Linked DNA regions of Mus musculus: all the other regions are linked to region 1. Evidence: chromatin loops called from intact Hi-C (ENCODE). Cell type or tissue: left cerebral cortex. All regions are shown on one strand.

Region 1 (4,000 bases):
GGTGGCTTTGCATGGTCAAGTGATGGTTTCAGGTAGAAAATGCAATTTAGGGGGCTCACTGAATAACCTTCTCCAAAATACTGGGACAGATGCTTCAAAGGCAGGCTGCAATATACATATTTTAAAATTAAAGACATTTATTCTTACGCAAACATGTAGTTACAAGGAAAGAGCTGTATCAGCCAGCCACCTGGAGCTAATAGCCACAAAAAGAAGCATGGGAAACAGGGAAGGTGGACCCATTTGGTTGAGCATTACCCTTTAACAGTAGGCAAAGATCAGGGAGCAGGGTTGGGATGAAGACATCTCTCATGGATAGGTGTCTACATGGAGAACACATACCTTCTTAATTTCAGATTTCAGGTTACATGGGTTGCTCTGCTGACTGAACAGGGACTTCTTGAATCTCTCTATAACCCTTCTCTTCAGATCATGGTGCAGAGCTGGAGGGAGCTGCAGAAAGCAAGAGGACAGCCATTACAACCAACTCCTCCACAGTGCATCAGCCCCTACAGGAAGCACTTATATGGGGCCAGCACAACAGTACATCCTCAAAACCTAAGGAGGACTCTGAGTTAGCAAATTATATGCTATAGTTTTCATCCTCTGCATAGAGGAGTGGCTCTGCTTTTTTATCTTGTCACAGTCACCCTTACTGATACCACTCTCACATAACAGCTATGCACATGCACATTCCATTTAGTAAAGCGCACCCTTGACAAGGGAGGTACATTCTATTCATGTGTAGGCGTCTGTCACATGCCGGAACCACACCAAGCACCTAAGTGACAGCCTTCAGAAGATCTGATACTTTGGACCAGGAAACACAAAATCTTGACAGCTATGTGTCGGCCTGTGTGTCTTCCTGTAACAGTTCCGCTAGACAGAAACAAAATCCTAGGGGCCACCATTCCCAGGAGAGCATGGATTGGCATGCATTATGACCTCGATAGGATGCTGTGGACTGCATACATATATAGGCAGTCACAGCAGAGTCTCAGAAAAGGGGATTTAAAACAACCACCCAATTGCAGGGCTTGGCAGGCAGGAATTGCATGGGAAATCAGAGTTCTGGTGGCACAGAGGGTGAGGTGAAGTCTGGGAGAAGAATACCACAAAAGAAGTAGGATCAGAATTATCAGGGGTCTCCATCTCAATAAGCTTTTTTTTTTTTTATAGCTAAACATTAAAAGGAAGAGCTGAGGAGAGAGGTGGGTTGGGGTGAAACAAGTGCTCCCAATTAAAAAGAAAAAAAAAAAAGAAAGAAAACTATAAACTCCAACCAAATGATGACCCAGACAGGCAGGGACACTGCAGAGATGATCAAACTCAGCTCTGCTTCACCACCTGGGACTTCAGTTGGGTTACTACCTTGTAACTATCTGGAACCAATAAAAATATGTGTACCACCATGAAGGAAGTCTGATTCAAAGCCCTCCAAATTCACGATTATTCTTGCCTTTCACATGGACTAACAGAGGAATATGTAAGGCGAAGAAGACAATGAAGTTTTTAGCATTGGTCTCTTTGCAAGGGAAGGGGTGGAGCCCTGAGAGGATGGAGACCCAGCCTAGAAAGACAGGACTTGGTGATTCCCTATTGTTTCCTGCCAGAAGGCGCCACCTCCCTGAAGCAAACAGCAGAGGGCAGTGGTGCGCTAGGTCCCGTTAGCAACCTCCCAGCTTTACTGCAGCCGTCTGTGAAAGGAAGGGCCTCACATCCTGCTGGCCACAAAGGCATATTGAAGATGTGGTCACCAGTGGACTCAGCCTAACACTGGAAGGCATCAGAATAACTGTCACAGAGATCTTGACAAGTCTTGCTATTTATTTAACTTGATAAGTCTCTGGTTAACTTGGAGGATCGTCTATTGCCCCTGAATTCAATGGAAGAAACACTTGAGCTCACTCCAGTAAGCTCACATCCCTAAGATAGGCAGTGCAAGCAAGCTACCGTGTCTCAGTGAGATAAATACTGTTAGCACAGTGTCCCATCCATCAATCTTTCAGTAAGAATTGAAAACTACGTAAAATGGTGATGGCTCATTTATATATGAAGTACGTATAACAACATAGTCAGTATAAAATCAGAACCAAAACGCACAGCTCATGCTTGCCAGATACTGTGAGCACTCCTTTGTGCTTGCATTCTTGCAACTCTCCCACAGCAAACTTGCAAAGCAGGTTCTGTTCCTAGGTAAGTAAAGGATGGGTCACACACCTTCCTTTTGAGGTGTGTTTGTATCAGCCTTATCCCTAAGCCAACACCACTAGCACAGGGCTGCCATACTGTACCTCACAGCTTATAAACATTCTTATGGACTCATTACATCTGACACACACACAGCCTGCAAGAACGCCCATTTTCTTGAAAAAGAAAATGGTTCTAGAAAAGATAATATGTTCTTCAGTTCAAACCTGGAAATGGTTTTTCTTGTACCACACAAAGTAATTTTAAAAAAAAAAAAAGAAGAAGAAGAAGAAGAAGAAGAAGAAGAAGAAATCCTGGTCGGCATGTCTTCTCAAACTTACATCAATATGAATTCTTTCCAAAACCCTGCATTCCCTACCTAGTTATATATTAGCAAGGCACCAGCAATTTGCAGGGCTCCACTGGATAAATAGTAGACCAAAATAGCACTCTATTCTATTTTGACATTTTACTGCTTAACATTTTCCCCCAAATGTTAAAAGCAAATGTTCTAAGATTACCATTTAAAGAAATAAAATCTCACACTTCTCTTAAAATTTAGAGTCCCTAAAACCAGATTTGGTAGGAGAAATGGAGTCATGCTTTGTACTGCTGCTGCATAACACAGTATGGCTGCCTGAGAGCCTGGGGGGCATCTGCTGCTGCTGCTGCATAACACAGTGTGGCTGCCTGAGAGCCTGGGGGACATCTGCTGCTGCTGCATAACACAGTGTGGCTGCCTGAGAGCCTGGGGGACATCTGCTGCTGCAGCATAACACAGTGTGGCCGCCTGAGAGCCTGGGGGACATCTGCTGCTGCAGCATAACACAGTGTGGCTGCCTGAGAGCCTGGGGGACATCTGCTGCTGCATAACACAGTGTGGCTGCCTGAGAGCCTGGGGGACATCTGCTGCTGCAGCATAACACAGTGTGGCCGCCTGAGAGCCTGGGGGACATCTGCTGCTGCAGCATAACACAGTGTGGCTGCCTGAGAGCCTGGGGGACATCTGCTGCTGCTGCTGCTGCATAACACAGTGTGGCTGCCTGAGAGCCTGGGGGACATCTGCTGCTGCTGCTGCTGCTAGCACCCCAGTGATGGGCAATCCTCCCCAGTCTTCCTATCTCTTCTCGTGGATACAGATGTATTGTAATTTTTTAAGTTGTTAGATGATGACTTCAAAGCATTTGTTTAACAAACTAAATAAAGTATAGTAGAGAATTAAAGCCACTCAGATTCCTTCAGCTCTGAGGGTCTTACCTATGCAATAACTACAAAGTAACATTTGAGCATTAATCTCCAGCTGCTCAAAGACACTGATTTCCAGCATCTGAGATGAAGTACTCATTGCCTTCTTAGCATGCTGGCATTAAGACTGTCTTTGCAGGTTAAGATGTACAATTGAAATAAGAAGTCTAACATCCTGACTTGTAGAACTATTACCACGAGATGAGTTTTGCAGGTATGTCTGTGAAACTGACATGTTATGTCTGTGAAACTGACATGTTAAGCATGGAAACTGGACAGGAACAGAAGCAAGGTTTTCATCAGTTTCTCCTCTGGTCCTCAGGAGGAGAGTGGGAAGCCTTAAGTTAATTATACTTTGACAGGCTTCCTTTGTACAACTTGTTCCTCTGCACCAACATATCACCTCAGCTGTGTTCTCTCCTTCCTGTGATGACACTGGCTGTATTGAGCACTGTGTGTTAGAATTCCCAGAGGGGAACCTTTCTTTGCTGTGTTAATAACATGAAGCTGAAAGTGTTCTTAAAGCACATTTGGAAAATCTACAGTCATTATGACTGAGCTGTCA
Region 2 (4,000 bases), 280 kb after region 1:
CTTTGATGCCAGTCTGTGTTATGTAGTGAATTCAAAATCAGCCTCAAACACACAGGGAAATCTTCCCTTAAGAGAGAGAGAGAGAGAGAGAGAGAGAGAGAGAAAGAGAGAAAGAGAGAAAGAGAGAAAGAGAGAAAGAGAGAAAGAGAGAAAGAGAAAGCCTATAAAATGAAAGAAATCAGAGAAGCAACCTTTTCATGGGACATTCTCAAAATGCTCAAAAGAAAGCTTCTTTGCTAAAACTAGAGAATTGGTACTATATGCTACAACCTACACTAGAAAACATGACTAACAACTACTTATCCAACATTAAAAAAATAAGATTTTGATAAATTCCAAATCAAACCTACAATGGTGACATTTTTATTAATGCAAAACAAATGTTGCAGCCAAGCCTAGCATAGATAAGCCTCCCCCTCACCCAGTTCAATCCCTCAAAACAAAAGATAATGTGAGGTAAAGTTTTCCTTCCAATGCTATGGTCAGTGAGAAATCATAATACTAAATTATGAGAGATGGGCTCCATCTACAAAGTAATATAAGTGGCCTCCAACATAACGGCTACTCAAATATTTTTGCATAATTATAAACTTAAGGTGGTATATAAATATGAATTTTAGTCAACTCTTTTGGCTAGGCCAGTCTATTGTGAAGTAAAAGTTGCAACTGAGCGCTAGACATAGTGGCTCATGCCTATAATGCAAGCACTAGTGTGGCTAAAACAGAAGGATTGTAGCAAGGTTGAGGCCTGCTTGGGGACGATGTGGGTTCCTGTCTAGAAAGAAAGAAAGAAAGAAAGAAAGAAAGAAAGTAAGTTAGTTATAATTGACAAACATCACAGTATCTCATTTTTATGTTTTCACTTACCAAAGTAAAGTGAGCATGTTTCCACCTTCCAAAAAGCAGAACGCTCTCCACTATTTTAACCTATTGTCACTGCTGCTTCCAGACTAGAAGCAATTTTATTTCTGTATTATAATTTATTTTGTATTGCTGTTTTGCTTGCATGTATGTCTGTATGAAGGTGTATCTCCCCTGGAAGAGGAAGTACAAACAGTTGTAAGCTGCCAAGTGGGTGCTGGGAAATGAACCTGGGTCCTATGAAAGAGCAGCCAATGATCTTAACAACAGAGCCGTTTCTCCAGCCCCTTATTTCTATTATTACTTTCTGTAAGTTTATTATTGCCAAGTTTTATTCTCCCAAAGACTTAGGGTGTATGACCTTCCAAAATACTCTCCTATCATGGTACTAATACCAGAACTGAGTTCCTTGCCATCTGTTTGTCCCCTATCCTGTCCCTTATTGTAGACACACACCCACACCCCTCTGAATGAAGCTTCTATCGGAAAAAAGTGCTTCTACTCTGGACACTACAGAATAAGTTCTCAATAAGCTACTGCACAGAATGCATGCATGGATGGATGGATGGATGGATGGATGAATGGATGGATGGACGGATGAATGGCAATAGCCTTACTGTGTATGACGACTTCTGCCTAAATAGACTGTGATAGAGAATACAACATTTTTACCCAGGTTTATGAAAACTGATACTGTTTACTGTTCAGCTGAAAATGTGCAAATAAGGTTAAGAACAAGCAACAGTGTATTTGACAGATAGTCTTGGAGAAGGTCCTGAAGGTTCATTCAAAGGCCATAAAAAGAATCCTAAGGAGTTTCCAGTACTTCATCACTGTGACCCATCAAACCCATAACCACTACAGAACTTCACAGTCTTAAGACCGAAGTTTTCCTTTATATTTAAAGAGTTTATATTTGAATACTGTGAAGTAATGAATGATCACCGCCCACGGCCTCCACAATAACTTTTAAAGTAACGAGAGGAGGGAGCCTTAAGGAAAATTCTACCAAAAAAAAAAAAAAAAAAAAAAAAAAACCGGCAAAATGTCCTTTTCCTTGTTTTGAAAAGACTGGAAAATTCATCCCTGCAACCTTCCCTCCCATTTCACTGGTCAGAGTAAAAATTGGAAGTAGGAAAATTAGTACCACCACATCCTTTGAGTCAGAGACTCTGAAAGGAGAAAGCAGTTTCTTCTGTAGGGCACATACACGTTCCTGTTTCTAGAGAACGGGCCACTTGTGTGCCCCCCGCCCCCTCCCCCGTTTAAATGAGAGCCCAGTTTCTGCGCGTCCCAAGTCCGCCCTTACTCAGGCTGCTTGCACTGGGAAAGCGGGATCGGCTGGACTGGGGACGCGCGGCGCAGAGCACTGGGGTCTCTCTCGGTCCATTCTCTTTCTATGGAGCCCGGAGGAGGACACTGCACTCACGGTGCTTCTCCTGGGCCTGCGACCCAACACGCCACAGAGCGCCGGCCCCGACGGCCGGTCCCGACTCCGGCCACAGGCTGAAGGCGGCGGCGGCGGCAGGAACAGCAGCCTGGGCTGAAGGACGGCAGCGTCCACGCGGCGGGAGAACACGGCTCCCGGAGCCGCGCGTCTGAGAGCCGGGCACTGCGGCGGCGGACACGCGTCCTCGGGAGAGGCGTCCCCGAGGGCTCGAAGCCGGCCGTCCCCTGCGACCCCCGCCACACAAAGGCGACGGCGGCGCGCGGCCGCCAGCATAGGCCGCCGGCAGCCCCGCCGCGACGCCGCCTTTGTCTGCGGGCCTCGGCCTCCCCGCTCCTTACCCGCGTGAGTAGCGGTCTCATCTGCTCGCCGGCCCCGTCTGCCTCCATGGCCCGCCCCGGAGCTCTGAGAGGCCGCGACCGCAGCAGAGACGGGCACGCGGAGGGAGACCCTGTGCGGAGCGCTGGCCGCCGAGAGCTGGCCCCGGAGTGCGGCGACCGCTGCGAGCGCGGGACGTTCTCCGGGAGAGAGAGGCAACGGCGTGCCGCGAGGACTGAGACGGGCAGAGGACGCGGCGCGGAGGAGGCAGCGGCGCCCGGGCGGGGGCGGGGCGGGGGGCGGGGCTGGGGGGCGGGGGCGGGGGCGGGGGCGGGGCGCGCTCCGGCACGCCCCCCCCGGAGCACGCCCCCTGCCTGTTAGGCACCAGGTCCGGCGTCGAGCGACCGCCTCCAGTGGCTAAGGGGCTTGGAGGTAGGGCGGAGACAAAAGAAGACAGACATTCGTATCAGCCAATCAGCAGCTCGGAAGGGTCTGTCGCCTCCCCCGCCCCCCAGGTCAGTTTCCCGGAGGCCCCGCCCCTCTTTGTAAAGACTTAATTGACCGAGGCTGAGAGTGGAACTCGGTTTTTCGAATCGGAAGTTCTACAGACTTTCGAAGTGGAATGGGGTCATCACCCCATTCAGCTCCTCACCACGTGTTTTACAAGCAGGAGAGAAACAGGACGACGCCAGATTCATTCTCTGCCTCTGCAAGTTTCTCTCCTAGAGGTAACTCTATCGTGGACCCTGTAAAAGAGGGGATACATTTAGCAACTTGCCTAGTGCACTCCCTGCACTGGCCTAGTTCCACAACCTGTCCCACTCTTGGGTCGACCCTATAGGTAGGGTGCTTGTCTACTATCTACCTGGGTGTGGAGGTGATGGTCTCCATCACAAATGGACATTGAAGGATTAAATACATTTCTGTCCCTCTGTGAAGGTGTGTCACTTGTGGTGTGCTTATCACTATTGTTAACAGGTTGTTGATAAAGACAATAAAAGAGCCGGGCAGTGGTGCCGCACGCCTTTAATCCCAGCACTTGGGAGGCAGAGGCAGGAGGATTTCTGAGTTCTAGGCTAGCCTGGTCTACAGAGTGAGTTCCAGAACAGCCAGGGCTACACAGAGAAACCCTGTCTCAAGAAAAAAAAAAAAAAAAAGACAATAAAAGGTTGAGCTGAGAAAATCTAAATTCGATTATGAAAGGAAATACTTATCATCAGGTCAAGACTCATCCCTAACCCATTATCAATAAATAGCAAAGTGTACTGGGTACTGCTTTGGGTCCCAGACCCCTCCTGGCTTTGTTCTAAATTTCCCAGAGAGGTACAGGGCAGGCTCACACACGACTGTCCAAGAACAGGTGTGCTTCCATTA
Region 3 (4,000 bases), 500 kb after region 1:
GCAAATGAAAACTTCAGTGCCAGCAATGGGTTACCTCTTTTGGAGTTGTTGCATACCGAGGCTTCATAGACCCATAACTATTATAGGTGGTTGATAGTGCTAGGAATTGTCTTCCAGAACTTAACAGTAAGGCACCACATACTCAAGTCCTAGAACATGAAGAAATCAAGGCGGTACTGATATGAAACCTTCATCCCCACTGGTTAGCTTTTGTACAGTGCTGGCAGGTGCTATGCTCAATACTTGTGGTGGTTTGAATATGTTTGGCCCAGGTGTAGAGGAATGGTTCTGATGCTTTGATTTCATCAGGAACTGTATTTAATGATGCTTAAAGACCTTGCCCCCAATTGGTCTTTAATCTGTCAATAAAGATGCCAGCATTCAGTGGGTGGGTGGAAAGAAAGAGGTGGGACTTCCAGATTCCCACAAGCTAGGAGGAGGGGAGGGCAGGAAGAGGAGAATAGAGATTCTTGGGGGAGACTCAGAATTTTAGGGGAAATCTTCTGAAATGTAGGCAGAAAAGGAAAGCACCCCACAGAAGGACAGCCCAAAATCATCTTGGGCAGCAAGATTAATGGTCTTCACAGAAGGTAACCTAGCAACTAAGCTGAGGGAAGATTTAGAGGTGCTGAACTAGGAGGAAAGGAACCAAGCAACTAAGCTGAGGGTAGATTCAGACATGTTGAGCTAGGAGTAAAGGAAAGGGCACACTAGCTACTGTAGGCTTAGAAGAGCTCAGCCACTGAGCCAATAAGGCAGGTTAAAAATGAACTAATGTGTTTGTGTCTTTCATCCATGGATCCAAGAGAACCTAAAGCAGGGTAGTAAAAACTACATGCTAGGAGGTTCGGCCTTGTTGGAGTAAGTGTGGCCTTGTAGGAAGTGCCACTGTGGGAATGGGCTTTGAGACCTCCCTGCCTGGAAGGTTGTCTCTTCTTGGTTGCCTTCAGATCAGGATATAGAACTCCTAGCTCCTCCAGTATCATGTCTGCCTGCATGCTGCCATGCTTCCTGTCATGATGGTAATGGACTGAACCTCTGAAAGTGTAAGCCAGCCCCAATGTAATGTTTACCTTTATAAGAGTTGCCATGGTCATAGTGTCTTTTCACAGCAATGGACCCTCACTAAGACAATACTGGAGGAGAAAGTAATTATCAAATTTACCCAACTATGAATAATGTGAGCTGTAGTGATGATGGCAAGATGACCGCTGGTATAATAGTGGCATGAATATCATAGGAGTAACCAACTGTTAAGAACAAAACTAAAAACCATTTTGTGTAACTTAGAAACCATTTTTTTGTGTGTGTAACTTAAAAAGCCATGTTATGTGACTTGAAATACTCCGATGCCCAAGCTTACTACCAGGCTTCTCTGACAAGGCCTCAGAAGCAAGGCCTTGGTGGGCTACTGAGAATTTGGCTATGAACCTAGCCCATGACTGATATAATATGCTAATGAACTAACCCACAGGTAGTCTTGATGTACTAGTTTGTCACTGTGAGCTGTGAACCCTGATAGAGCTATGCTATTACCCATTGAAATGATAACAGAAATCGGAACTTTGGGAATGGTCTGTAGGATGATACTGCTATATTCTGAGACACTGTGTTGATACCCATCAGCAAGAAGACTAAAGACTGAGGCCCTGGCCTTAGTGACTGTTGAACTTCCAGTACTGTTGCTGGGCTCACACAGTCCTGCTTGTCAGAGATAGCTGCTGCCCAGGACTCTTGTGGATCTTCTGGATGTCCAACAGTGCCAGCCTCTGACCTGTCACAGCTGAAGGACTTCATGGCAGACATGGGTAGACCCTGCCAGCTTTTGAAGTATCTTTGCTAGAGAATATGCCCCAGTGGAACCCTGCAGCAGCATTTCTGTCCAAGCAAGTGCTCCCTGCTTGGTAAGATGTCTGTTTAACCTTTATACTTGCATAATTTTATCAGGAAAGTTTGTGTGAATAAACTGAATGTATTTGAAAGAAAGAAAGAAAAATCCTGTATGGACATCCTAATTTCTGAGAGCCTTATAGCTCATAGGCCACACTATCTGCACCAACTACTTTTTGATTGGATTTATATCCACCCCACAAAAATGAAATCCTTTATATATTGGAGAACCTGTGACTAGACTGGATAAAGACCACAGGAGATCATTCTGTTCAACCAATGTAATATCACACTGACTCGTAATGACTTACCATTATACCCATAGATTAATGCATCTCTCAGTTCTCATCTGAAAAGCCTCCATTTTCAGTAAATTGTGATTAACATAGACACCTACAACTTTCCAAAGTGTCATGTGTTTTGATTAGTTTAATTAATGTAACTCTTCAATGCAGTCAGCAAGAAGTCTCTCTCCTCTTTTAGACAGTCTAAAAGGGTGAATGGCTGCCACCTTGTGTTCAGAGTCACAAAAGCACCTGCAGCATTTGGAAGCAACACACATTCTTTTCTGTCTAGTCTAGTGACACATTTACTTTCCATTCCCAAGGCCAATCTATAACTGTTTGAATGAGATAAAAAAAAAACAGTAATATTTGTAGGAAAAACGTACACTCAATTAATGGATATCTTGGACTACAGCAGACTATGACCCATTTACATGTGCATCTTCTGACTTAATTAGTTTTATAAAATGTGATACTAAAACACCAAAAGTTCAGAGGAAGCTATGGGCAGCAGGATACCTTACAACCTTGAGGAATTTTGCTCTGTCTTATAAAGTAATGGAATTTTTAACAATAATAATTTGATTTAACTTTTAGTTCTAAGATATATATAATGGCTCTAGGTATGGTATATGTCTAGTAACTATTTGTGGTCCATTTTTAAAATCTAAATGAGCAAAACAAAATCATCTGACTTACAGGGTTTTGAGAGGATTGAATTGTAAAGTTTCCTTTGGTCACTATATGTACTATTTACAGATATTGATATCAGTGAAAAGAAATATATTAATAAAAATAAAGCCCATTCAGTCCTGAAAAGGCAGCTAGAGCATAAAAGCAAACAGCCTAGGGTAGGTTAGATCACTGGGCGTCATTGGGCTGACAAAACATTCTGTAAAGAATTGTCTCCTAAACACATTAAAATTCATAGGCCATTTCCATAATCCTAACTATTCCATGAAAGCTAGTAGATTTGTAAAACATAACAAAACAAAAATAATAGTTTAAAACTAATTGTTTACACTTTATATTTTAAACTTGAAGACTTGTTCTTGCAGCCATACACAAACAGCTTTTCTTTTGCCTGGTTATCACCCTGTCAAGACTCTAATGCCAGTACTGTAGGTGCTTGTGAATTGAGTGAAGTGGACTTTAAAGTCCTGACAGGCAGGACTGGTTTGGTAAAGAGTTTCTAAGGCTGCGAGTATGGATGAGCATCTTCCACCTCCTGCAGTCTGGATTTGTCACCACCTGCGGTCATTTGCTATTTCCAGTCTGCACATCTGTTGCTGCTTGAGGCCATTGCTCGTGGTGATGGCTAGAAGAAATCCCACAGATGTCCTCAGCACACACAAGGTCTTTACAATTAGTGACCAGTTTCCTTGTCTGATGGCCTCTGTGGGCCTAAGAGTGCTCTTAAACAAAATAAAAAGTCATCTTGCAGTTTGCAGCAAGACCATTTCTTGTGAGTGATTTGGGGTGTCGCCTCTCCTGAGTCAGAACGTGGGGGAGTGAGCCCTCATGTTGTGGGTCTTTCATTTCATGCATTGACCGGGAAACACGACCACCCCTCACACCCAAGAACTGACTTGGAGGCATGGGGATCCCCTCTGGAATGTATGCATGCCGGCCGGTGACGTGTGCTTATTGTGTTGGTTTGTTTGTCTGTGTCTTGTCCTTTGTTTCTGAAGCATGGCGCAGTCTGAGTTTGGATCCACCTGAGTTTGGTTTCTCTGGTGTTTGTAGATGATGGGGTTTTCTGAAACACACGCTTGGTATTTGCAGCTGTCCTTTCGGGCCATAAGGACCGCAGGACTGTGGTCACC
Region 4 (4,000 bases), 50 kb after region 1:
AAGTTAAGGGAAGAAATTTTCTGGGAGGTCACAGCTTTTTGTACATTTTCCAGCTATATTCAGTCAACATTAACACAGGGTAGAGGGTCTTACAAAACACAGACAAATATAAAACCCAGTGACTTAGAGGTGTGAGATATTTATATAGTTAAAAGTAAACTCCCACCACTCAGGAGTCGGAGTCAGGAAGATCACGAGCTTAAGGCCAATCCGGGATGCAGTATCTTTAAAAGGGGAGGGGGTCATTTAAAAATAATTTTAATTTTTTTAAGATTATAGCTTATCTTGGTGTATAAAAGAACAGTTCACAAACTGCAAGGATCTGAGCTAAAGATGAAAAGCTGATGTGCAAAAGCTGATTAAATATAAAGCAGGGAGCATTTCGACCTTTCTTACAACTATGAGCTTTCTCATTCATTTCAAGGTCAGCAGAGGTGTTTGCACTCATTCTGCCTGATTAATTTCATTTCACTTGGTCTTGTTCATGAGGATCTTATACTAATATTCTGTGTTTTACTTCTGATAATAAAATTTCAGGGACACAGAGATAACTTACATAGGGATACACTGTTATCTTGATTGGAATATGTCCCCATTTTTCTTAAGAACTTTTGCTTAAGTAACTTGACACATTGAATGCTAATGTTTCTATGGTCTTGGAGGCAGAGAATATTATCAGGAATGGTGAAGTGAGTGCCATTCACATTTCATCTAGCTACTGTCAGAAAGCGATTAACACAGCCATGGAATCAACTGGCAAGATCACTGCACTGTTTGCATTTCAGTTTATAAACTATTGCATGATGGGATTGTAATGTTTTAATTCATCACTGCCAACTTCTTGAGAGAAGGCTGTGCCCTGTGGAGTGATGGGCTGTGCACAGACAGCCTGGTCCCCAGTCGAGCAGAGGTCTGGAATCCAGAGCCCTGGTGGGTGGTGATTTTCACCTGCATGGGACAGAAAGAGTTCGGCCACGCCTCCTGTGCACCCGGCTCAGTAGCTACAGCCCCCCTGCAGAGAGGTATGGGCATCAAATTCATAGTAGCTGCACCAAGCCCTCCCACATGCAAATAAGGTTTCCCCAAACTCTCAGTCCAAGGCAATGAGAAGTACCTGTTGTCAAACCCTGAATCATCCCCACAACTGTATATAAGTCCTATCAAGGGAATAAAAGGTGTGGGAGAACTTCTCCATCTTCTGAGCCTTTTGTCCTAAGAGCTGTAACACTTGGGGAAAGATCTGCTCTCCCAAAGTGCCACCCGAGGCTCTGCAGCACTCCTCACTGGCTAGTTGGCTTCTCATAGGCCCAGCCAGACAGGACTCAGTGCATGGCAGCAGGGAATTACTGCATGACAGAGGTGGAGGGATTTCCCCTCCCTGCCAGCACTCACTTCCCTTCTCTAGAACCCTCGCACCAAGCCTGGTCAGAGATCTTTGTGGAAAGCCTCTGGTACTCAGGCCCACAGTGCCCCCTCACAAAGACATTGAATAGCATTTAAGATGCAACCTGGCTCCTGAGAACTATTTGGTGAATGACCAAATGAATCCATGAATGGGTCAACACAGCCTAACGTCTACACAATTTAACCTATCCTTAATCAAGATGTCTGATCACAGACATGTGGGCCTCCAGAAACACACTGGCAAGGGTTCCCCTGGAGCTCCATGGCTCACTTGAGTATCTCAGACACCTTCTTCAGAGACACATATATGCTAAAGATTGGCATGGGACACTCTCCAAAGATTCCCTAAGCAAATAAGCATAAAATCATGTTCTAGGGGGCAGAGGGGAAACCCTAGAATATTGCTCTCATTCACCAAAATTATGCTCCAGTCAGATGAGATGGAAAAATTGCAAGTAATACTGTTCGACTGTCTTCATGTCATGTTTTATGAAACAGAGTTGGAGGCAATTCAAGCCTGTAAGGACTCCATTGTTACCAGAACTCACAACTGCCTCTCTAATCATTACGTCTGCTTGGAAACAAAGCAACAGACAGCTTATGCAGCCAGGCACAAAGAAAAACTCACACACTTGGAATAGGTTTGCATAAAAGGAAATATTCTTCCTTGGAGAAGAAAAGGGAAAGAAGGGAAGACAGGAGAGTAACTCAGCTGCCTCCATGCAGCTCCTCCATATACTGCCTGGGAAAAACAGCAAGATGCTGTCTGGCTTTGTTCCAGACTCTTCAGGGCTGCTAAATAATTCTCCCAATTTAAAAGATTGCCTAAAAAAGAAAAGTTTTGATAACAAAATGTGTGAATAAAAATGCAAATACTGTGGGCTGTGCTTGACAACAATGCGCAAAGTAAAACTGGGGTGCTGAGAAATGAGGTGTGTGTGACTGGAAATAACACAGAGTTTAAGAGTGACTGTAAGAGCAGCTGCTGGCCTGTAAGCCAGCAGCCAGGAGGCTGAGACAGGAGGATAAGCCTGGGCCAGCCTAGCTTAAATAGCAGGATTCTATCTAAAAGGAAAAAAATAATCACTAAATTATATCAGGAATTTTTGTATTCCAAGGCTCTGTTTAGCTGCTGGCAACTGACTCTGAACCTGATAATTTGCTGAGTTGCTGATGGTTTTATATATATATGAAATCTTACACAATATTTGGTAGAAAACGAAAGACTAAGAAAATGGCAAATCAGAAAGTATGCTCTAATTCTTGTAGAACTTAGCTTTTCAACACTATAAATTCAAAGCAAATTAAACTTACAACTGCATTCAACACACAATAGATTTTGGCTTGAAGTTTTCTAGAGATAAAAATTTCCCAGAGTAAATGTAGAAAATGAGGAATCTTGAATTTTAAATGAAAATGTCTGCTACAGTATATGCCCTGCAATCTTAACTTATAGTTAGCTATACAGTTAAATTGCCAGGCCTAACTTACTGTCATTTCTTAATATTTTAAATGATAAACACCTTGAAAAACATTTGATCAGGGGGCTGGATCAGTGGATAAAGCACTTGTCAACAAAGGGGCAAGGACCAGAGATTGGATCCCAAGAACCCATATAAAAGACACACTCAGAAGCCAGAGAGAAGGGAATCTCCAAGACAAATTGGCCAATTGGTCTATCTAATTAATGAGCTCTGAGTTCAATTGAGAGACTCAGACTCAACAAAGTAAAGAATGATTTAAAAAGACATCAAGCATCACCATTGAACTCCAGACACATGTGCCCACACACATGAACCTGCATATATGTGAACATGTATACAAATAAGTGTGTATATATATGCATATGCACACACACACACACACACACACACACAAATACACATATATATGCACACCACAACACCACATACTCATTTAATGCAATATAACAGCAGCAAAGCACTTAATCTGGAACCCCCAATAAATGCCACTAAGTCTTTGAAACATCATAATTGAAGTGAACACAGGACCTACCATGAAGCCTTCTCCTGCAGCCCCATCTTAAAGCTTCATCTAGGCAGCCATTGCTCATCTTGGGGTGAATTTCATGATGATGGCCTGTCTTTATCTTGCTGGTGACACTTACCCTTCCCCTGGTCTTGCTTCCAAGTCTCAAAATTGTAACTGAATAAATCCAGTTGCTCCTATCTCCAGAATCAGTCCACTTCTCCAGCTAACAGAAGTAGTTTTAGTCTTCTTAGCACTGTGCCCACAACCACAGTGCAAGCAATGTTTCCCCACCCATTCCATCTCACCATCAACATCACCATTAGCTCTCTGTATCCAATGGAATCTTTTTTCTCCCCTTTCCTTCCACTTTACCTGTTCTTCATGAGCCCAGCAACATGAGCTTCACTAGAGATGGTGTCACTATACACCACTCTGCTTGTCACCTTTAGTAACAACCCCTATTCCACCAAATGATGAAACAGATATAGAAAACTTGACCAGCATCTTCAGTACACAGGGGTTTGCTATGACCAAGATGTTCTATAGAATTTGAGACTCCTAAGATTAGGTCTGTGTTAGGTAAACATGGAGACGGCCAAGAAAT
Region 5 (4,000 bases), 120 kb after region 1:
TGGTGGCTTCAGCCTTGCGGTGACTGCCCCTTTGTGGTAACATGTTTCATCAGCTAAAGCACCTTTGTTAGCAGCATTGCCAAGTGCAGTCACACACACACACACACACACACACACACACACACACACACACACACACTTCATCTACCTTCCTGAAATATGGGGGGGGGGGATTGGTGCAATAATATTTTACCATAGTACCTCTTAAAACTAAGTTATAGCCATATTTTAATCAACTTTGATAGATATTGATAAAAATCCAAGACACCTATTGCATTTAAGATATTGTTAAAGAGTTATGTATTATTGTGTTAGTCAGAAAATCATCTTCTACTCCCTGATGAAAATGATATCATGCCTTGTCCTGGTTACACCATCACTGTGGTAGAAAAAAAAATCACATTGCAGCAAATCTGCCCCTGGGCTATTCCTTCCGACTTCTATGGGTCTAGTTGTCTTATGCTCCCTCACACAAGCTAAAATGTCCAGAAAGTTAGAGACTTAATAACTGCTAAGTGAAACTGTAAGAAGTATTAAGTCAGTGGATTGGCAATAAAGCAGCAAGAGGCAGAGAAAGGAAAAGGAAGCGGGCAGTTGCTCATTCTTCTAAACCCTAGTGATTGTTTTAGGGAGCCTGGCACAAGCTGAGGATATAATTTTACAGTTGCAGAGTCAACATAAAAAGGAAGTGTGTTGCTATGCCTACTGTTTATACCTAATTAACATAGCTGGCCTGTCCACTTCCGGTTTAAAGAGGGACTGATCAAGCTTATCTCCTGCAGTTCTCAAAGCCTTGCTAAAATATGGGTAGGGGGCTGTCTTTGAGAATGAGTGTGGTGACAGGGAGGAAAGAGCTGTATCAACGACACCTTGGAAGATGGTGAGGAAGGAGGAGCATAGGGGACAGACCTGGCTGTGCACACTTTCCACACCTCTGAGAAAAGAAAGAGCAAAGGCCATCCAAAGGTCAAAGTCATGGACCTTGTAGAGCTAAAGATGGAGTCCCAGGCCCCCTCCTACCCACACAGTGCGCACAGAGATTCAAAATTCAAAAGTACCACAGCCAACTAGGCACCAGCCAGCAGATGGCTATATCCAAGGGAACTCGGTGAAAATCCAAATTGAATATGGTCCCCTGAGCCTGCCAAACACATGGCTCCCACAATGGCAACACAGCAGCAGGCTGAGGGGATAGGCCAGTCCTGAGACAGTTTCTTTGGAGCAAGGCTTGAATGGATACCAACTTCAGGATCTCTGAAGAAATCTCTACCATGCTACAAGTGCCCAGGTAATGGACCTAGCTAGAACACAGAGTGATTCCAACAACTGTTTCCAGTCTCTTCTGTAACATTAAAGACAGCCCTTCTATACCAGAAGCATAAGGGGAATATCCAACAGGAATAAAAGAGATCAGACTAAGCAGCTAAGCAAGGGGGAAACAAAGATGGACCAGAAAATACAGAAGCTATGCGGGCTGTTGAGGAAAGAAGTCTCCCTTACACTGGGGAATAAAAGCCAGGTCCTTCTAGGATGGAACAGAGAACATTGTGGAACATTCAGAGATCAAAACTACTACTAAAAGTCAAATGGTCAATAAAATGACTAAAAAATAAATCTGAAGAAATAACTGAGGTACAAGTAGAGAGAGATAAGACACATAAACTTTTATGCTAAATAAAGGCCCATACAGGACCAAGGGTGAAAGGAACACCCTGAAATTTTCCAAGGAGATATAGTAGCTCATGAAAGTTAGACTGGAACTCAGATTCCTATCAGTTGGACAGGATCTGGAAGCAGGAAGAAACGCCTTCAAAATCAGGAAGGCCAGGAGCTCCTGGTGCATAGCTGAAACTTCAGTATTCAAGATGCTGATGCAGGGGCAAAGAGTACAAGCAAATGGAAAGTTCCAGAATAACAGCTGTGCACCAGACAAAAGGGAAGTTCAGTTTACACTGTTGGTACAGCTACAAGAGTAGGGTGTCCAGGAATAGAAAACTGGCAGTTTCCCTGATCTACACTGTAGACACCATGCAGATAATACGCAGCATCATTATGAGAGAGCTGAAAAGAGATAAGGGTGGATACATAGAAACACAAGCAGAAAGGAAGGCAACTATTAGCTTGAAGGAAAACAAAAAGGTCTATAAGAAAGGAAAGGTAATTTGTCTGGGCAATAACTGTACACTGATAATGATGTAAACACTGAGTATTGCTTTAACCCTGAGCTATACTGACAGCATGTAGATGGGCCAACTGGGAATAGGAAAACTAAACCATCATGATGAAAGTCAAATACCATCTGGAAATGGAAAAAAAAATGGACCAGGTAACTTCATAAGCATGGTCTCACTGTTTTATTCTGTAAACAATTTCAATGTGTGCCATGAAATAAAGTTTAAATATAAAAACTAAGCTAAAAAATAATGGAGTAGATTCAATATGTTTAAATACAGCAAGGAGATGACTATAGTTATTAATCCAGTAAGGAAATAATATGTACAGTTAGCTATTATTATTTCTGCTATGAAATTCAAGCTCACAATTTTAATAATACCCTTTGACTTATAAATTGAAATATGTAGAAGTAAATTATTTTTAAAAAATCTTGAGTAAAAACAGAACAGATTTGTAAAAAGTTTATGGTAAACACAATTATGGTTGATTTCAAATGATTAAGCAAATGTTTGTCCAAGATAAAGATTCACAATTGTTTGATTTCTTGGTTCTTTATTTCATAATTCATTAGCATGAAAATATTACCAAGTGACTTTATATTGAAGGTTTATGTAAAGAGTTTCTATTTTAAGTTATTTTTATTTTTCAAAATAATACAGTATGTTCTACTTTTACAAATCTGGCCAATAAATTTGAATTCTGATTTGTGAATGCACTTGAATATGGGGAATGCCCATTTAATGGCCTCCTCGTTAGCTTCCGCCCAACTATTACCTAGCAACACCCACCCTGCTATTTAAGAGCCAGGAGTCAGGCATATAAGAAGATCCCTCAGTACCTCCTCCCATCTCGCTCCTCTCTTTTCTTTCCCCTCTTCTCTGTCCCCTCCCCTCCCCTCCCCTCCCCTCCCCTCCCCTCTCCTCCCCTCTCCTCTTTCTCTCTTTCCACATGGCCCCAGCCAGTCTTTTCCCCTCCTCCTTTCTCCCTCTGTCTCTGTCCTTCTCATCTCAGTCCTCTCTTCACCTCTGTCCCCTTTCCAGGTCTCCTCCTACTCCCAAATAAACTTCCTTTTATACTAAGCCTGTCCTAGAGCCAATTTCTCAGGGCATGGGTGAGGGACGCCTTAGTATGGGCGCCCTGAGGTGCTTTCTCCCTCCACATCACCATCCCTGTTTTAGAAAACATTTTATGTTCTGAAATCAAGTGCAAGTTGGATGTCCCTCCCATTGGGGAGCTGGGACCTACAAATTGACCTTTAAACTATCCACTGGGAGGTGGCAACGATCAGGAAAAATGTTAACACCACTCCTTTTATTATTTTTTTTATTTTTTTGAGATTTATAATTACATCATTTCCCCCTTCCCTTCCTCCCTCCAAAATATGCCCCTCCTTCCATATACCCCCCTCCTTGTTATTTTTCAAATTCATGGCCTCTTTTTTTCATTAAGTGTTGTCACATCCATACATACATATATATTATATATACATACATACATACATACATACATACATACACACACATGTGTGCACACATAAACATATATTACATAAATATAACCTATTCAATCTGGATAACATTACTTGTATCTTGTAACATTACAGAAAATCACAACTAATCAAAATGTCAAATTGTAGAGCCCAGTCCCAATTGTAGAAGAGGGGGAGAAAGATTCGTAAAAGTCAGAAAACCAGGGACTTTGCTGTGAGACTGTGCTTCCTAAGAATGTTAGAAGCTACACTCACGAAGCAAACATAATTGAAGAAAGACAACAGAAGACATCAGAAATCAAACCGGGAAAGTCCAGGAGCCCTCAATCCCACACA
Region 6 (4,000 bases), 120 kb after region 1:
GATACCGAAGAGCTAAGCACAGCTTGAAACAAGAATGGAAGCAAATTTGATTCCTGCCATATACGTAACCAACAGTGTATCTCTAAGGTAGCTCAGAACTTTGTTGTATAAAGAAAATTTCAATGAAGGGTGTAGTGTACCTGTATAAATATTTTCCACAGTCGCTCTTCACTGAAATGGTGATGTTTTTCCTTCAAAGAATTAAAGTGCTCTCCAAGTGGGGCTCCTTCTATCAGCTCCATAACGATATACAACCTGTCATCTATGCAAAAGCAAAAAGGAGTCACAGAAATGTAAAGTCAGTATAAAGCCCTGGAAAACCTTCACAAATTAGAACCCGGGCTTTCCAAGGAGTGTTGGAGCACAAAACGGAAAACTTAGTGTCAGGATCCACTGAATGCTGGCAGAGCACAGAGCTGCCCTTGGGGCAGTCACAGCCTAGCAGCAACTTCCTCTGACTCCAGACTTTCTCCTCTCTGGCAAGCATAATCATTTTCTGCTTATACCATAGAATGCCTGAACCATGTCAAAGACAGTAAGCCAACTGTCTCAAGTCACGAGGCCTGCCTCTTAGTACCTCGGATCAAATAAGACGTTCAGAAAACCGCATTATAAATTGCATTTTGTATGGTGACATAGATTATGTCATACAAACTTACCCACGGATCACGCTATGATGTTGCAATAACACAGACTAAAGCACCTACCCATGACAGAGATTACTGCTAGGCCCCTCTCGAGTAGAGAGACCTGGACTCTGATTTTATGTTAGGGTTTACAAGGGTTTAGCACTGTTTGGGTTTTTGGTTTTCTTGTTGCTGTTTTTGTTCTCTGAATACACTCCTTTAAAGCCAATTTGAACTACTAATAATGATATGTGACATGTGTCTTTTCTGACTGTTGGACATACACAAAATACACACATACACAATCTGCCTGCAAAGGACAGACATCTCCCATCCTGCCCACTGGCTTCTCCACCAGTCTCACACTGCAGCATGAATGTAAGCACACTGTTCTTCCTGTTGCCTTTCACAGGATTGCAAAAATGAATAAACCATATAGCATCTCTCTTACGGACATTTATAGATTCCCAAGTTTCACCATTCCAAGAAATACATATTGCCTGCACTATGCTTAGCTGTTTGTTTTCATTTTCTCAAATTATAGTCTTCTTCATCATAGTTTATAACTTGGTAATATTATACATATTTTAAGTTTCCTTCAATTTATTTTGGAAGTCGTCAGGTTAAGTGTTTTGTTTTTGTAATGACTTGTACTTACTTCAGTCTAAGTCAGGAACTAAATCTGATAGCTTTAATTACAGGAATAATCCCGATATTAAGAACTAGCACGTAAGGAGGAAGGAGTCCATCTAAATCACTTAAAGAAGGGAAATGGGTAAAAACATAGCAATTGAGCTGCATACAGAACAGCTTCTGTTTAGTATTGAGACAGGGTCTCTCTATGCAGCCATGCCCAGCCTGAAACTCACTATGTAGATCAGGTTGTCCTCAAACACACACAGTCGGCCTCTGCCTCTCAAGTGCTGGGATTAAAGGACTGAGTCACCATGCCCGGCTAATACTTCAGGATTTTATGCTACAGATGGTTAAGTTCAATACTTCCTTCACTTGTAAACAAGCGACTGAGTTTGGCTTTGTTTGACTGTGCTCTCCATCCCACAAGCAGGAAACAAGCCAGCCAGCCTGCAGGCTCAGCCAGGACTCTGGCGCCACCTGGTGGCATCTACTGAAATTTGTGAGAAAAAAAAAAAAAAACCTTGAAGGCGGAGTCCAATCCATTTTATTAGGGGTGGAAAATGCCACTAGATGCTGCTGTGAGCTTGCAAAAAGAAAAATAAAACATCATGCTTTAGTTCTCTTTTCTCTTTTTCTTCTACAGTTCCTTTTCTGTACAATAATTTAATTATTTTTGTTTATTCACACTGTGCCTCTATATAATACAGATCAAAATATTTTAAGTATTCTCAGGTCATCAATTAAAAAATTATTTTACTGCTTAAGAAAGCAATGCCTAATAATAAAAGCCAGTAGAAAATAGCTGAATGGGTTTATTTTCTGCCAACATAATATAAATGTATATAAATAACAAACATATGTTTCCTTACTTAGAAAGCAATTCATACTTACTTTCCAAAAATGTTTTATAATAACGTACAACATTGGGATGATAAAGCTGTAAGAAAACAAATAGCAAACACTTATCAGACTCTTCAAAACACAAGCTTTTGTACACTGAAGTTTCATCTAAGACTGCCAGCTGCCATTTAAGGTTTTAAATGACTTTTTTAAGTTAATGAAAGAGACAGTGTCCTCCATGCCTTTGTGAACCAGGCTAGAAGATGCTGCACTTCCTAATGGGCAGTGGACAGGTTTAGGACTGATCAGTTCCTTAACGATTCCCTTAGCATGCTCTGCCCCAGGGTTGGGCCTCAGCTACACAGGGAGGGAGAAAGTTCTAAAAAAGAAAAATGGTGTAAAATGTCTCCAACTATTTATTTAGAATGTAGTTTCTAGGTAAAGTGTCTTGTTTCAGAGGAATTGCCATGATGTCTATAAATGGTTTGTGCCTCTGAGTGTCCCTCTGAGTGGGGCCCACGTAGCTGCTACTCACACCAACCCAGCGGTCTCAGGGTTATCAGCAGCAGAGTAGCCAGGATGTGGCTTCCCAGGCAGCAGTGACATTTGTCTGTCCCTCAGCCCTGGAAGTGTCCTTTCTGCTGCTTTTCCCACTTGGGATGGGAAGGTGTCACCAGCAGTTGCATGGAACAGGGAATAATGCCAACTTGTGCCATTCTCTAAGCCTGGTAGTTCGAAGCCTCTGTGCTGTGCTCATTGTCACCTCTTAGCAGACAGGGTCTCTCACTCCCGTACCTATGGCTTCTGTATTCCATGACATCCTTCTTTTTGGTTCAGGTGGCTCCCACAGGAGGGACAATCTTCAGTGACATCAAAATCTAAACTGTGGCACCCTGATTGGCCTCTTCTGGACCCTTTTTCTTAGGAAACGCACTTAAACAAATTAGCACCCAAATCAACTAGCAAGTGGGGACAGGATGAGTTTCTGAACGGATGGGATGGCTTCTTGCGATCTAATCCATTAGTGGTGACTTTTGTTGTAACTTAGTGATGTCAAACTATAGGTTTCAATGAATAAAGACCATGTTTGTGACACCAAGCAAACATGACTGCAGGGCGCAGTGAGGCTGGCAGCTTCCTAGAACTTAGAAACAGAAATGCACAAACAAGGAGAGCTGGGAAAGGAACCAGCATCTTCTCGGATTACAGAAAGAATTCCCATTTCTCGCCTGCGCTCCGTTTTCCTCCAATACTCCTTCATAATGACAGCTAATTGAGCGATTATGTCACATATTCATGATAATAAAAATAACCCAGAAGACAGTGGGGCCCACCCCTAATCTCAGCACTTAGGACAGGGAGCCAGGAAAGGGGGGGGCGGGTCCTGAAGGTCAGTCTGTACTACAGAGCAGGGCTAAGACCAGCCTAGACTACACAAGCCTGCTCTAGAAAGGGGAAATGAAACAAAACCTACATTTTAGATTTAATAAGCCAGACTTGAGGGGTGTCAACAGGTTGGCTTTAGCTGACTGAAGTTGGAGGGTGGTCTTTCTCAAATTCCCAGCACTCCATTAAGGGTGTCTTTCTCCTGTTCCTATGCAGTAACTCAGTAGCTAAGCATACATGGTGTGTTCTGGTTTGTAAGCTCAACTGTTTTGCATCCAAGGCCCTGCTATAAACTCCTAAAAGAGTTTCCATGACTCAATAACAAGCTTTAGGAAAAACACTGGCAAAAATATCACTGCACCAATGTCCAGTATTTCATACCGAACTGATTTATAAACGGCATGGACAAGAACAGCAGCAGAGCTCAGCTTCAATGACATTTATATCAGAGACATCTCAGAAATAAGACAATATTTACCTGCTCCTTAATTATTGTTAATTCAGAAACAATG
Region 7 (4,000 bases), 80 kb after region 1:
GACAGCTCACAAATGTCTGTAACTCCAGTTCCAGGGGATCAAACACACACAAAGGCAAAACATCAATGTACAAAAAAATAAAATCATTTAAAAAAAAAATAGAGCTGGAGAGATGGCTAAGCAGTTAAGAGCACTGACTGCTCTTCCAGAGGTCCTGAGTTCACTTTCCAACAACCACATGGTGTCTCACAACCATTTGTAATGGGACCTGATGCCCTCTTCTGGTGTGTCCAAAGACAGCTACAGTGTACTCACATAAATAAAATAAAACTTTAAAAAACCCAAAAAACAAAAAACAAAAAACAAAAAAAAACCCTCAAAGAATAAAACCACATGATCATCTCAGTAGATGCTGAGAAAGCATTTGACAAAATTCAATACCCCTTCATGGGTCTTAGAAAGATCAGGAATGCAAGGCTCACACCTAAGCACAGTAAAAGCAAATATACAAGAAAATAATAAACAACATCAAACTAAATAGAGAGAAACTTGAGGCAATCCCACTAAAATCAGGGACCAGACAAGGCTGCCTATTCTCTCCCTACCTATTCAATATAGTACCCGAAGTCCTAGCCAGAACAATTTGACAAGAGGAGGTCAAAGGGATACAAATTGGAAAGGAAGAAGTCAAATATCACTATTTGCAGATGATATGATAGTATACTTAAGTGACCCCAGAATTTCCACCAGAAAACACCTTCAGCTGATAAACAACTTCAGCAAAGGGGCTGGATATAAAATTAATGCAAACAAATCTGTAGCCTTCAAAGGATAAACAGACTGAGAAAGAAATTAGGGAAACAACCCCTTCACAATAGTCACAAATAATATAAAATACCTTGGTGTGACTCTAACCAAACAAGTGAAAGATGTGTACGGCAAGAACTGCAAGTCTCTGAAGAAAGAAATTGCAGATTTCAGAAGATGGAAAGATCTCCCATTCTCATGGATTGGTAGGCTTAATATAGTAAAAAATGGCCATCTGGCTGAAGGCAATCTACAGATTCAATGCAATCACCATCAAAATTCTACCCTAATTCTTCATAGAGTTAGAAAGAGCAATTTGCAAATTCATTTGGAATAACCAAGAACCCAGGATAGTGAAAACTATTCTCAACAATAAAAGAACTTCTGGGGGAATCACCATCCCTGACCTCAAGTTGTACTACAGAGCAATTGTTGGTATCAAGAACCAGTTTGGCAGATTGGCTCCTTACTCAGGAATATCACACATAGGTGACACCTGTTGCTAAGGCAACCACATATCTTCCCAGAGGATACTTTCCACACTTACCTGCGAACAGATTACATCACAGCCTAAATAAAAGACAGGCCTTTCCCACCATCGACCCTTTTTTCCTTTGTCTTTCTCTCTTTCCTCTTTTTGTCTCCAATAAACCTCTTCCACATGGAACTGTTTTGGCCTGGTGGTTTCTGTCTGGACATGAGCCACCATTCCAACATATGATTGGTGCTGAAACTGGGGACTCAGTCGTGCCCTCCAGCAGCTGTTGCTATGTTAGCCCAGGAGGTGACTGGCATAAGCACTGGGGACTGTGACTGAGTGAAGTGAAGTGGACCAGCCTCCAGAACATACCCCTCGAAAGTGCCTCTCCCACCCCTCCCACTCTGGGCTCTTGCAACTGTCTAAGAAACCCCTAGGCCTAAGGTGAGATGCTTTCTGGTAAGTTCAGGACTTACCGTGTATAGCCTCTAGGGGGCCTTAGTGATGATTTAGGCCTCTAGCCTGGCTCTATTTTTGGTTATTGAATTATTCTCGGGACGCCAGTATGAATAATGAAATAACTCTCCAATGGGTAATGTGATGTCTTTGAATGTATCTCTAGGTACCTCACTGAGATGTCTCCTGGACAATCTCAAATCTCTGAAGCTAACACCTGACTTGAGGGAATCAAGATCAGTACACCTTGGCAATAAGGTCTGGATTCAGTACCAGTTAGATAATAGCTTCAAATGTCCACTTCATGACACACTAGATCCAGTTATTTTAAGGCATCTTCACATATACTACCAGTGGTCTGGTAAATGGAAAGAAGCCCCCTATGTCCAAGCATTCTTCTATCTTCACTCCAATTCCTCCATGTGCTCCTCTTGTTCCCCAATCCAACTTCTCTTAGCCATGAAGCCTCCACTGCCTCCACTAGATGGTGCTACAACGCTTGATCCAGCTAAGGAGCTGCCCTCCTTCTGCCGCAGATCTGTTTCCACACCGCCAAAACCCAAACTGCTGCCTTGGTTTCTCCTTCTCACAAGGATACTCCAAAGCCTACTAGCTCGACCTCACCAGATCCCTCCTCTTTTGAGCAAGCTGCCGGTCATTCAAAACGCCCTACATTGGCGCCGAACTTTACCCCTCCTATCACGCACTCTAAGGCCACAGCCAAACACTTGACCCAGCATGGGTGCTTCCTTTAAGGGAAGTAGCTGGGGTGGATGGCCTTGTCAGAACACATGTTCATTTCTCACTGAGTGAACTTTCTCAAATAGAAAGCAAACTGGGCTCCTATACCTCTAACTCCTCCACCTTTATTAAAGAGTTTCAATATATTATTTAGCCTTATAGCTTGCCTTTCCATGATGTACATATTATCCTTCTTAATAACTTGCTTACTGAGGAACTAAGGAGAGTTTGAGAGCAAGCAAGAACATATGAAGATGAAAATCATCAAACAGATAGAACATATCCAATTGGTTCTGAGGCAGTGCCTGACCAGGATCCTTGAAGGAATTATACTTCCATGGGAAGTATTTTAGCCAGAGATAGATTTATAAATTGCCTTCTGGCTGGCCTAAGAAAAGCATCCTTAACGGCAGTAAATTTTGAAAAATTCCAAGAGGTTGTCCAGTACAAACATGAAAATCCATCTCAATATTTAGAACACCTCACAAAGGCTGTATTGCTGTATACCAATCTGGACCCTGAAAACCCAAAAGGTAAGCAATTTCTGATAACCTACTTTTTCCCCAGAGCTACCCCGACATAAAAGCCAAACAGAAAGCTGAAGAGGGGACCCCTAACTTCACAGGCGAAATTTTAGTGCTGGCCTTCAAGGTGTACCATGAGAGAGGTGAGAAAGGCCACAAACAAAAATATCATATGCTGGCAAAGGCTGTCTGACCAACCCCAGCCACTGCCCTGAACTCCTGGTCTTCAAAGACTCAGAGACCACCAGGCTTCTGCTACAAATGGGGTCAACAAGGTCATTGGGTAAAAGCTTGCTCTAGCTTCCTCAAGCCAAGGAGGCCATGGCCTAGGCACCATCAAGAGGGACATTGGGCTATCAATTACCCTTATGTTTCACATCACTCCCAGACAACCCTCCAACTGATCTCCTAGGTTTGGCTATGGCCTACTAAGGAGACCTGAGCTCCTTGACCCGACGACTGCCATCACTAGCAGGGAGCCCCAGGTAGGCATCATGGTATGTGGGCGGTCCATCTCCTTCCTATTGGACACTGGGGCTATTTAGTCCACTGTCCTGATGGAGTTTTGTGGACCCACTTCCCTCTCTCATTTACCTATTGTCAAGGTATGAGGGCAACCTTACATTCCTCATCAGACCCTAACACTTAGTTGCATTTCTAGGTGTGTACCTCTCACCCATTCCTTTTCAGCAGTGCCAACATGTCCTGTCCCCTTCTTGGGAAGGGATCTTGTAGCTAGGTTGGCAGTCTCTATTTCCTTTGCTCCCACCCATTCATATAAACCCAAAGTCACCAGCAGTTCCTCTGCTCCTTCTTCTACCCAGGATAGGATAAAGTCATTTCCAAGTTTGAAAGCAGTTTTCAAGAAATGTCTGAAACCAAGCTTACTATCCAGAACAGATTAGTTCTTTGGCAGCTGTGTTGCTTCAGAACCAATGGGAGCTAAATGTTCTGACAGCTAAAGAAGTTGGTCTTTGCCTGTTCCTTCAAGAATAATGCTGTTTCTATGTCAACCAATCTGGGAGAGTGAGAAATGAAATCCAGGAGCTACAAT

The links. A loop is a pair of places that touch in the nucleus more often than their neighbours do. Peaks named below come from ENCODE experiments on the same cell type or tissue, not always from the same donor. Only the 100,000 strongest peaks of a DNase experiment are listed, where the experiment ranks them.
Region 2: it touches region 1 in a loop (2.7-fold over the local background); 2 of 42 quality-filtered maps call a loop at or near these places.
Region 3: it touches region 1 in a loop (4-fold over the local background); 5 of 42 quality-filtered maps call a loop at or near these places.
Region 4: it touches region 1 in a loop (5-fold over the local background); 3 of 42 quality-filtered maps call a loop at or near these places.
Region 5: a loop joins it to region 1, with 5 times the contacts of the local background. A loop is called at or near these places in 31 of 42 quality-filtered maps.
Region 6: a loop joins it to region 1, with 11 times the contacts of the local background. A loop is called at or near these places in 30 of 42 quality-filtered maps.
Region 7: it touches region 1 in a loop (6-fold over the local background); 4 of 42 quality-filtered maps call a loop at or near these places.

Annotation. Positions count from the first base shown.
Region 1 is chr14:14,983,120-14,987,119 of GRCm38, reverse strand. Nek10 (NIMA (never in mitosis gene a)- related kinase 10) reads right to left here. Exons shown (of 35, transcript NM_001195229.1): 31 at 343-453. Among named protein-coding and RNA genes, the nearest start is that of Gm46441, 42 kb to the left of the region's middle. In left cerebral cortex, a CTCF peak has its summit at 1,648 (motif pointing right); DNase peaks (open chromatin) are centred at 1,659, 2,265 and 2,728; H3K27ac peaks cover 676 bases.
Region 2 is chr14:14,701,930-14,705,929 of GRCm38, reverse strand. Slc4a7 (solute carrier family 4, sodium bicarbonate cotransporter, member 7) reads right to left here and starts at 2,905. Exons shown (of 26, transcript NM_001360504.1): 1 at 2,650-2,905. The coding sequence starts at 2,697. In left cerebral cortex, CTCF peaks have their summits at 2,390 and 3,034; DNase peaks (open chromatin) are centred at 2,379, 2,721 and 3,077; H3K4me3 peaks cover 1,701 bases; H3K27ac peaks cover 817 bases.
Region 3 is chr14:14,480,440-14,484,439 of GRCm38, reverse strand. No RefSeq gene overlaps it. Among named protein-coding and RNA genes, the nearest start is that of Il3ra, 140 kb to the right of the region's middle. In left cerebral cortex, a CTCF peak has its summit at 2,410 (motif pointing left); a DNase peak (open chromatin) is centred at 2,403.
Region 4 is chr14:14,933,232-14,937,231 of GRCm38, reverse strand. All of the region lies in intron 24 of Nek10 (NIMA (never in mitosis gene a)- related kinase 10), which reads right to left. Among named protein-coding and RNA genes, the nearest start is that of Gm46441, 92 kb to the left of the region's middle. In left cerebral cortex, no CTCF peak of the experiment used is centred here; DNase peaks (open chromatin) are centred at 1,983 and 2,221.
Region 5 is chr14:14,867,341-14,871,340 of GRCm38, reverse strand. All of the region lies in intron 21 of Nek10 (NIMA (never in mitosis gene a)- related kinase 10), which reads right to left. Among named protein-coding and RNA genes, the nearest start is that of Nek10, 49 kb to the right of the region's middle. In left cerebral cortex, no CTCF peak of the experiment used is centred here; DNase peaks (open chromatin) are centred at 9 and 1,903.
Region 6 is chr14:14,861,655-14,865,654 of GRCm38, reverse strand. Nek10 (NIMA (never in mitosis gene a)- related kinase 10) reads right to left here. Exons shown (of 35, transcript NM_001195229.1): 18 at 3,967-4,000; 19 at 2,154-2,199; 20 at 141-262; 21 at 1-22. Among named protein-coding and RNA genes, the nearest start is that of Nek10, 43 kb to the right of the region's middle. In left cerebral cortex, a CTCF peak has its summit at 1,738 (motif pointing left); a DNase peak (open chromatin) is centred at 1,721.
Region 7 is chr14:14,903,344-14,907,343 of GRCm38, reverse strand. All of the region lies in intron 22 of Nek10 (NIMA (never in mitosis gene a)- related kinase 10), which reads right to left. Among named protein-coding and RNA genes, the nearest start is that of Nek10, 85 kb to the right of the region's middle. In left cerebral cortex, a CTCF peak has its summit at 2,150 (motif pointing right); DNase peaks (open chromatin) are centred at 2,164 and 3,885.